2 separate regions of the Homo sapiens genome follow, and region 2 is linked to region 1. A link is a contact called in ENCODE Hi-C data. All regions are on one chromosome and are shown on one strand. Each heading gives the region's core, a stretch centred on a gene start or an enhancer-like site at or near the end of the contact. The rest is flanking DNA. Distances are from core to core; before and after follow the strand shown.

Evidence for each region. Hi-C counts contacts between places; a loop is a spot of excess contacts on that map. Pooled maps may share reads with other maps.
Region 2: a loop to region 1 is called in a map of CD4-positive, alpha-beta memory T cell, with 10 times the contacts of the local background. The contact joins the enhancer-like site here to the promoter of PROSER1 in region 1. A Hi-C loop is called at or near these places in 2 of 168 maps with a recorded cell type or tissue (CD4-positive, alpha-beta memory T cell and CD8-positive, alpha-beta T cell) and 3 of 50 pooled maps.

What each region holds. Positions count from the first base shown.
Region 1 is chr13:39,035,126-39,039,338 of GRCh38, forward strand. PROSER1 (proline and serine rich 1) reads right to left here and starts at 2,964. Exons shown (of 13, transcript NM_025138.5): 1 at 2,073-2,964. The coding sequence starts at 2,117. It overlaps NHLRC3 (NHL repeat containing 3), which reads left to right and starts at 3,331. Exons shown (of 7, transcript NM_001012754.4): 1 at 3,331-3,598; 2 at 4,011-4,163. The coding sequence starts at 3,515. RefSeq lists an enhancer at 1,193-1,302 and a silencer at 2,445-2,674.
Region 2 is chr13:44,429,767-44,434,021 of GRCh38, forward strand. It overlaps TSC22D1 (TSC22 domain family member 1), which reads right to left. Exons shown (of 3, transcript NM_183422.4): 3 at 2,377-4,255. Among named protein-coding and RNA genes, the nearest start is that of TUSC8, 26 kb to the left of the region's middle. Within about 2 kb of position 3,006, at least 5 of the 41 ENCODE cell types and tissues checked have a DNase peak (open chromatin) inside an H3K27ac peak, as active enhancers do.

The sequences.
Region 1 (4,213 bases), core at 1,714-4,213:
ATGACCAGTCAACTGAAATATCCTGGGTGCTCAGTAGTTCAATATTCACTGAAAAGGGAGAAAATGGCATTCTAAATAATGTATTCCTAGGAGTTTTATTATCAATGTAATAATCGGACACAGTCAAATACAAGTTTCTGAACAAAGTCTTGGATTGTACTGATGCCAAGTCATATCTCAATTCTTCCATCAATGCCTGAGAGGCCCAGCTGTAACCCCAGGCAGGACAGCATGGTGCTCTGCAAGCATAGTTTGAATACTGCCCCCAGCCCCCAACTTACCACCTAGGGAGTCTTGAGCTGATAGTTAACCTCACAGAGAATAGGCCACCAGCTATAAGCAAGAAGTACAGTGCCTACACCTCATGCGTTGTAAGGAGAATCAAAACAAATAATGACTGGAGAAAGTGCTTAAAAACAGGCTCACAAAGTAAGTGCTCACTAATTAATAGCTATCATTCCCTCCTTTTTGAATAATCAGTTAACCATTGCTTTTTCCCCCTTTCTACTCCCTTTCCCAGTTCTTCTGCTAGTGGCTTCTTATATGCCTCTGTTTTAAATGACAGTAGTGACAATCAGTATTATCTATCATATAAACTCACTGTGATACTCAAGAGATGACCTGGTTTAAACTGACTTACATTTACAAAGAACGATTTTTAAGAAAATCAGTAGTAATGCTCATATTTAGATATGCCAATATTTTATTCCATTTTAATAGACCATGACAATGTTGATGTGTCTAATCACTCGGCAAAGCCAGCAGAAGATATATTTTAACTGCTGACCAGAAATACAGACTTAAGTTGCCATCTCATGTGAACAACACTTTCATATCTGGAAAATTTCCTATTCCCCTCTTTAGAATTTACTGTGACGTTTTTATGACACCAGGAAGAGAATATGCACACTGAGACCCTGTATCTTCCAAAAGTAAAAATCTGCTGGTCTACTTGGACTCACCAATTATTTTCTCATGAAAAGTAATTAAAAATCAGCCCAAGAACAAATTGTGACAAATTTCTAGGCATATAATTAGCAAACCAATATTTTATTTCAAAAATTAATTGGACACTTAGGTTTGCAAAAGCAGAACTTGTTCAAAAAAGAATGTTCAGTATTATCAAATATGAAAACTTAAACACGTCAATTTGAAAAAAGAAAAAAGCTGTATAAAAACAAAGCAAAACAGCAAGACCAGAGACAATTTTAATAATAGCTTTGTAAACTGAAATAAGCACCAGAGCACATGGCAACAATTTCTTCCGTTTCAGTCAAGGGTCGTAAAGGTATGCAGCTGACGAAAGAATAATTGCCCGGAAGGCCGAAGGAAAGCACCGTGTGTTGATGTAACAATGGTACATCAAGTCCTTACATTTTAAAATAAGTAACTTCTCGGTATTTTTGTGCTTGAGATATTGTTAGGCTCAAGACTACCTTCCAGAATTGTTGCTGTCTGGTTCACTCTGGGAAATGCGATCCACACAACAGCCTCAAAAAGCAGCAAAAACTTGGAAAGCAGGAGAAAAAAGTTTTGAAGCTCAAGTTATTGACGGCCAATTCCTAAGAACGTGACTTTAAACTTAATGCCACACTTACCATCAGGACACGAATTTTGCATGGCCAACGCAACAAATATACTCTACCTTATGCTTAGATTTGAAAACCCCATCATAATAACTACCATAAAAGAAACTTTCTGCGTATTACCTCTCGTTTTCAGTCACTCTTGTGTTACTGAAAGATGAGGCAATAAACTCAAAAATATTAAACCCCTTACCCAAAAAGTACAGAGCTATTACGGATTTGTAAAGCCGGCTTTGGAACCGAGGGCTTTACAAATGTAATTCCCACGACACCGTGCTGAGTCTCAAATTTGGCGTTAACGTAACTTAATTTCTATTTGTACTGGAAACGTATCAAGATATAAACTCCTCCATTACACGTGAAAATTCAAACCAATTTGGCAATCCTAGGACCCTTATTCTGCACAATCTCCATACAGTACCTCAAAGAGAGTCTAAAACACGAGAATTCATCTCATAAAATAATTCATGGAATCGGTCTAATTACCTTTCTAATTTCATCCAGCACCATTTCAAAGGACTTTTTATCCATCTTGACTACTATCCCGACGTGGTTTTAACAGTTATACTTGCAATTAAAAGACGTTCATCCCTGGTCTGCTCCGCCGATAGTAAAAAATATTTATAGCTGAGGAGGAAAAAGACTCCACGAGCAAGAGAGGATGCGAAGAGGTAGAGAGTATTGCAAACTTCGCAAAAAAAATTTCTAAAAATTGAGATTCAGAAAAACTCTTTTTATTAAAAAGAAAAAACACTCCAGTCAGGCTTCCCCAGCTTATTCACACAATGGTTCAGGGCACCTCGGGCAAGAGCCAGGTCCTCTGAGTTTTGCAGAAAAACCCGGGCTCGGCGGCAGGTTTGAGTGCGGTTTCCCTGCAGCTGAGGGCCAGGTGCCGCCAGAGGTAGCTCTTGAAGGCGCTTTCCCAGGTGGAGCGGCCGGCAGAGTAGAAACACCTGCGCTCAGAGTCCACGGGCGGCGGGGAGGGAGGCGCCGGTCTCTCGACCCGCACCTGCGCCTCGGCCGCCGGCCGCGACCCTCACCGCCGCGAACCCGGACGCATGGTCCGGCTCGCGCTCATCCCCAGCCGCTCCGCCCGACTCCTGGATACCTCGGCCCCGGCAGCAGGCGGCCCGGCAGGCTCTTTGTTACCAGCTGCTGCAGCTTCCGGGAGCGGGCCGGCGGCTGGGGAGCACCAGGAGCCGGGCGAAGAGGGGCACGGCCTCGCATAGGGGGACTCCGGAAAAACGCAGCCCCAACAGCGCCAGACGCCCTGCCTGGTTACCCCTACAGCCCCCACCAGCTCATGGGGACCTACAATAAAGCCAGTCGCGCCCAAGTAAACTCAACACTGCGCCGCCAGCTTGGGCCCCTCTTTCCTGAAAGCCAGAGGTGGGGTCCTGGTGTGGGAATATAGGCATCCATAGCGGATGCCTGGATGGTAGGAATAGGATGTGGCAAAAATCCTTCCCGAAGCCTAGCGGTCATTATTTTGAATGTCATCCCCACCATACCTCGTGTCTGAGTGTGCGATGTTTTGATTTTGCCCTCTGGATTAAAAAGAATAAATGGCGAGCGATTAAGGCATATCTACGGGCGCCCATACTTTGGTGGCCACTGAAAGTCAGCGGCGCGGACTGCCCTGAGGGCGGGAAAGGGTGGTCACTGGGTCAGCCCGAAGCACCTGACATGAGGGCGGGGACCCCGAAATGCACACGAAGTCCGGAACTGGTCTTCTGTGATTTTCATTCGCCCTGGTCTCTGTTCCCTTTCGTACTCAAAGCTCGTGCATCCAGGGAGGGGAAACCGGAGATAGGGTCTTCGGGCCCCGGGCAGACCCTCTGTGCCGCTGCAAACCGTTGCAGCCTGAGGCTGTCAGGTCCTCCCCCAGACACCTGCGGACCCTCCCTCTCCTGGCTTCCCGTCTGGTCATGGCGAGATTCTGGGTCTGCGTAGCCGGTGCTGGCTTCTTTCTTGCATTTTTGGTTTTGCATTCGCGTTTTTGTGGCTCTCCAGTGAGTTGGGTAGTGAGGAAATGACTGTCGGGTGTGCGGGTAGCCCTGTTGGGAGGCGTCGCCACGGTCGTGGCATGGAGGTGGCAGGCCCTGGTTCCCTCAGTAGCTTGTCTCAAAGCCTGCACCTGGGTCCAAACTGCCTTGACCCTTTGAGTTTAAAAATTTGTGTATGTTACATCGCCATTTTCCTCTTTCCCAACTCTTACTACATCCTCAAATAATTTGCAGACTTGTATTGTGGTCGTGTTGGTCTTTAGGCATCTAAGCTCATTTCTTTGGAATTATTTCAGTCCAGCAAACTTCTAGTTGTCAAGGCATGCTTAAAAATAAGCCCTGTTACCCGGCCCCCCCGCCCTTTTTTTGTTCTTACCTAGACGGTAAACTAAATCTGAATTGTCTGATTTTGTTTAAGGTTTTGAGGAACTTTACTTTTGCAGTTTCCTGGAGAACTGAGAAAATTCTTTACCGGCTGGATGTGGGTTGGCCTAAGCACCCAGAATATTTTACCGGAACAACATTTTGTGTTGCAGTTGACTCCCTCAATGGATTGGTTTACATAGGTCAAGTAAGTAAATAGAGATTTAAAAAAATTATGAACACAAAGGAAGTAACAGC
Region 2 (4,255 bases), core at 1,756-4,255, 5.4 Mb after region 1:
AAAACAAACTACCTCATTTATCTTAAAGACAGCTTATGTGAACTGTCCTTGGGGACAGGGACTGTGGCTCATTCACTACACTATCTCTGGCTTCTAGCAGGTACTCAGTAAATGTTCTCTGAGTAAGTTAACACATGGTTTTCAACACAAAGTACCAGTTTACTGTGCACCATAGTCACACAAATAGCCTGTGCCCCCTTTCTCTCATCAAAAAGAAGAGATTTTCCTGATTTATTTTGAGCTGAAGGGTGGTGAGCTGCCATTTAGGGCAGATTCTAGTTCTTGAGACAGTCAGACGACAGAAGGCGGAGGGGACACATGTGGCCTGTGGGCCAAACCAGCTTAGTAGGTGTGCTCTCTTATTTGGTCTGTGCAGTGTCCAAAAGTCAGGCATTTCCAGACAGAATCCTGGATTTATGGAACTTGGAAGAAATTGGAAGATCAAGCAACACAGTGCTTGAATTCCCATATGGCAACTGGATGGAGCTACATAGCACTGTCCCTGTTAGCTGAGCACACTCCCCAACTGCCACAGTCACTACCATGTCCTACTGCTTACCCTACTCACTCAAGAAGCTTCTCCACCATATCCGACAGACACTGGGGTCCTGAACACCTGGTCTAAAGCACAGACCTCTGTTGTAATACTGCACATTTTTAAATGGCTACTGAACCTTCCAAGTAGCTGTTGCCAGAACCTGATCTCCAAGCCTAGCGACTTCAGGCCTGCCTGGCATTCCATAGCACTGGTTTACATAGAACCTTTTTCTGTAATGAAATTAATAATTTAAGATATATATATACTCCACCTGTAATCATTTCCTTCCACCAATATTATTTCTGTAGTACCGAAAATATTGGACACTGAAACATGGACAATTCCCAACGAATCCCTTCTCTAATTCACAGAAATGAAATGCAGCCTTTTGCTATTATTTCTTTGATACAGAAAAAAACGGTGTGTTTCTATCTGTATTCTAAAGGACATTATTCCCATGTGTGTTTTCACAGTAAAGTTTAAACAGTCACTACTATTACCAAATACTAAATCAAAAGCTATTAGAAAATAAAGCTGCCACACCTTTATCCCTATGAAAAATACAAAATTAAATATATAAACAAACATAAACAAGCAGATGAATGACTCAGAAATAATAGTAATGGTTAACACTCCTTGAACCCACCTCACTCTGAACTGTCTCTGTGCTGACAGCTTCCCAGCATCAGCCTCCCAAAACCCCTATGGAGATAGCATGTCCCCATTTTAAGCATGAGGAAACAGAGAACAACAAGGAACTTGCCTGAGGTCACTTAGCTAGTAACTAGCAGAGGAGCTAGGATTAAAACCAAATTAATTTTAGCCATTAAGTTAAATGAATAAACAAAAACAGTGCACGCACACACACACACACACACCCTCCCACCAAAAGTTCGAAGAATAAAATAAAGTCATTATCAGATGCAGAGGACTGTAGCATCTGTGGCAAGACAGGATCTTTGTGACCTGATCCAATCCTTATTTCACAGGTGAGAACTCAGGTCTGAAGGATTCCATTCCTGGTCCAAAGGTCAAACAGCTGATGACTGCAGGGCCAGGCCTAGCAGCCAGAAGCCTGCCTCTCAGCTCAGGGTCCTCCCACACACCAGTGCAGGAACCTATGGCACTGTCTGCTTCCAAGTTCTATCGGTGGGCACAGATCTCCACTTGCAGGCAATGTTACCTAAGAGGGAGAGGAAACTTGATTTTCTCTGCCTCCATTTCTAAAAATCGTAATGCCACAATTGCTGCCTGAATGGATTTGAAGTTGACATCTAAAAGCAGTCATGTTGTCAGCCCCTGGTAGTTTCAACTACTTATTTTACACAAAGCAAGAGCAGAGTAGTGTCTATATAGATTAATTTTCATTCCTAATTTTAGTTATAATTAACTTTTATACATTTCTTGTATAAATTTAAAGCTGTTCTGGCATTGCATATTTATTCCATAATGAAAAATAAAAGTTCTCTTTTAAAGTATGCAAAAAATGCACACAATTACTGAAATATGAACACTGTTCATTTGAAATACAAAGTAGACGTTCATTCAAATCCATGTAAAATTCCTACTTCTCCTTCATTGAACGGGGGTTTCTCCTGCTGCAACTGATGTCATGAACACTCAGTGCTGGTACAGCATGCCATTCCCCTTAAAAATCTTTCCTTCTCCACAGAACATAAGTGCAACATAATCAGTTATATAATAACCCACAGGCCAATAAGACCTACACTCAGGTCTATAAGCAAGTAGCAAAATGCCTTTTTAAATTACCTTAAATATGTTTAAATATAAGTCAATCATCTCAAGTATGTTTAGTAATTACTAAAATGAGGAACATGTATGGAAAGACATCTTTTAATAATTCATTCTTATTTCACAAATATTCAGCTGCCAAAATTTCATGAGTCTCACATTTTTAATAAAAAGACCCAAAGTTCCATTAAATAATGGAGAAAAAAACTTCTCCACCATCTTAATACACTGACATGAGATTTTTCAAATTTTCCACGATTACCACCTATGGTATTTTAAAGATCTTCATTAAAAACATAAAAAATGAAATGGCTAGGGATTTCTATTCACTATAGTTTTTTCAAGGAAATGTAATTACTACGTAAGTATTCCTTTATTAAATTTGAAGTTATATAACCAACAAGCCAATATGAAAGATTTTTCTTTACGTCCTTTTCAAATTCCCCCAAAATATCTTTATGACAACTGCTATCAGCCTATGGCAGTGAGCCATCCATCATTTCAACAGGATGCCCGTGTCACCACTTTATAACACATGCACGCTATCGAACAATTCTTTTTAGGGATCTTGGATGTCCCATTCACCTCTCAATCTCCCACCAGCTCTAGATGAGAGAAATGAATGATTCAGAAAGTTTGTCCTTGTTCTGCAAGGACTTAAGACAAGCCTTAGAACTTGGGATTGGTCCAATTCCTACTGGGCAGGGGGCCACTGCTGAGGCCCTAGGTTGATAGATTACAGAGCCGGTAAACCCACCCCATTCACTTGCTCGCTCACGTTACTCCTACTGCAGAGTGGGATCCCTCAGGCTCACTCCTCAGGTGCCAGGGGCCAATCTGCCTCAGGATTCCTTCGTGGTTTTAATTTTGGCCTGTTTTATAGTCATGCAGAATCAACTGCAAGGACATCCTTGCTCATCTGGTCCCACCTCAAATCATCTTTTGCTTAGACAAAACGAATTATCCCAGGAGCTAGAAACTCATCCTACACTAGGAGAAACATCCCAACCCAGGGTGACAGGGTTCTTAAAGTGGAAATCAGCTTCTCCAACTTCCGTCTTTTGATCCTAGATCTGCTTATTCCAATTATACACAGAATAAGGCTCCTTCTTCCTCTCAGTTCAGTAAAAAATTAAGATTTTCAAGGACTCCTAGAATTTTAAAGCCAAAGGGGAATGTAAGAGATCATCTCTTTCAAACCCCTACATCCGTCCAGGAGTGAAGCAACCTGTCCAAGTCACACAGTAGTTAGAATTGAGCTGGACTCCTCCACTGTCTCTTCTCTTACCTGCTGAACAACTCAATGTGTCAATTTCCTTTTACTTCATGCAGTCAAATCACGCCCCTACTTTTCCAATCATTCCACTGCCCTTCAGGATTTTACTAGTCAAATTGTTAACTTTACCTGGAAACAGTTGTGGAAATGACTGCCATTATGTTAACAGGGTCATATGAAAAACACTTGTTTATCAACATTTATATGCTTTATTGAAAGTTGACAAGTGCAACAGTTAAATACAGTGACACCTTACAATTGTGTAGAGAACATGCACAGAAACATATGCATATAACTACTATACAGGTGATATGCAGAAACCCCTACTGGGAAATCCATTTCATTAGTTAGAACTGAGCATTTTTCAAAGTATTCAACCAGCTCAATTGAAAGACTTCAGTGAACAAGGATTTACTTCAGCGTATTCAGCAGCTAGATTTCAGATTACACAAAGTGAGTAACTGTGCCAAATTCTTAAAATTTCTTTAGGTGTGGTTTTTGTCATGTAGCAGTTTTTATGTAGATCTATATATAAAAGTCCACACCTCCTCAGACAGCCAATGAAACAACTAAATTTCAATCTGTACAACCTAAATAGTAGTTACAGTCCTCTATTGTACAAAATAGTTACACTACATACACAAATATACAATAAGCAAAACAACCTTCATGGTAAGATAGCCTAGGTC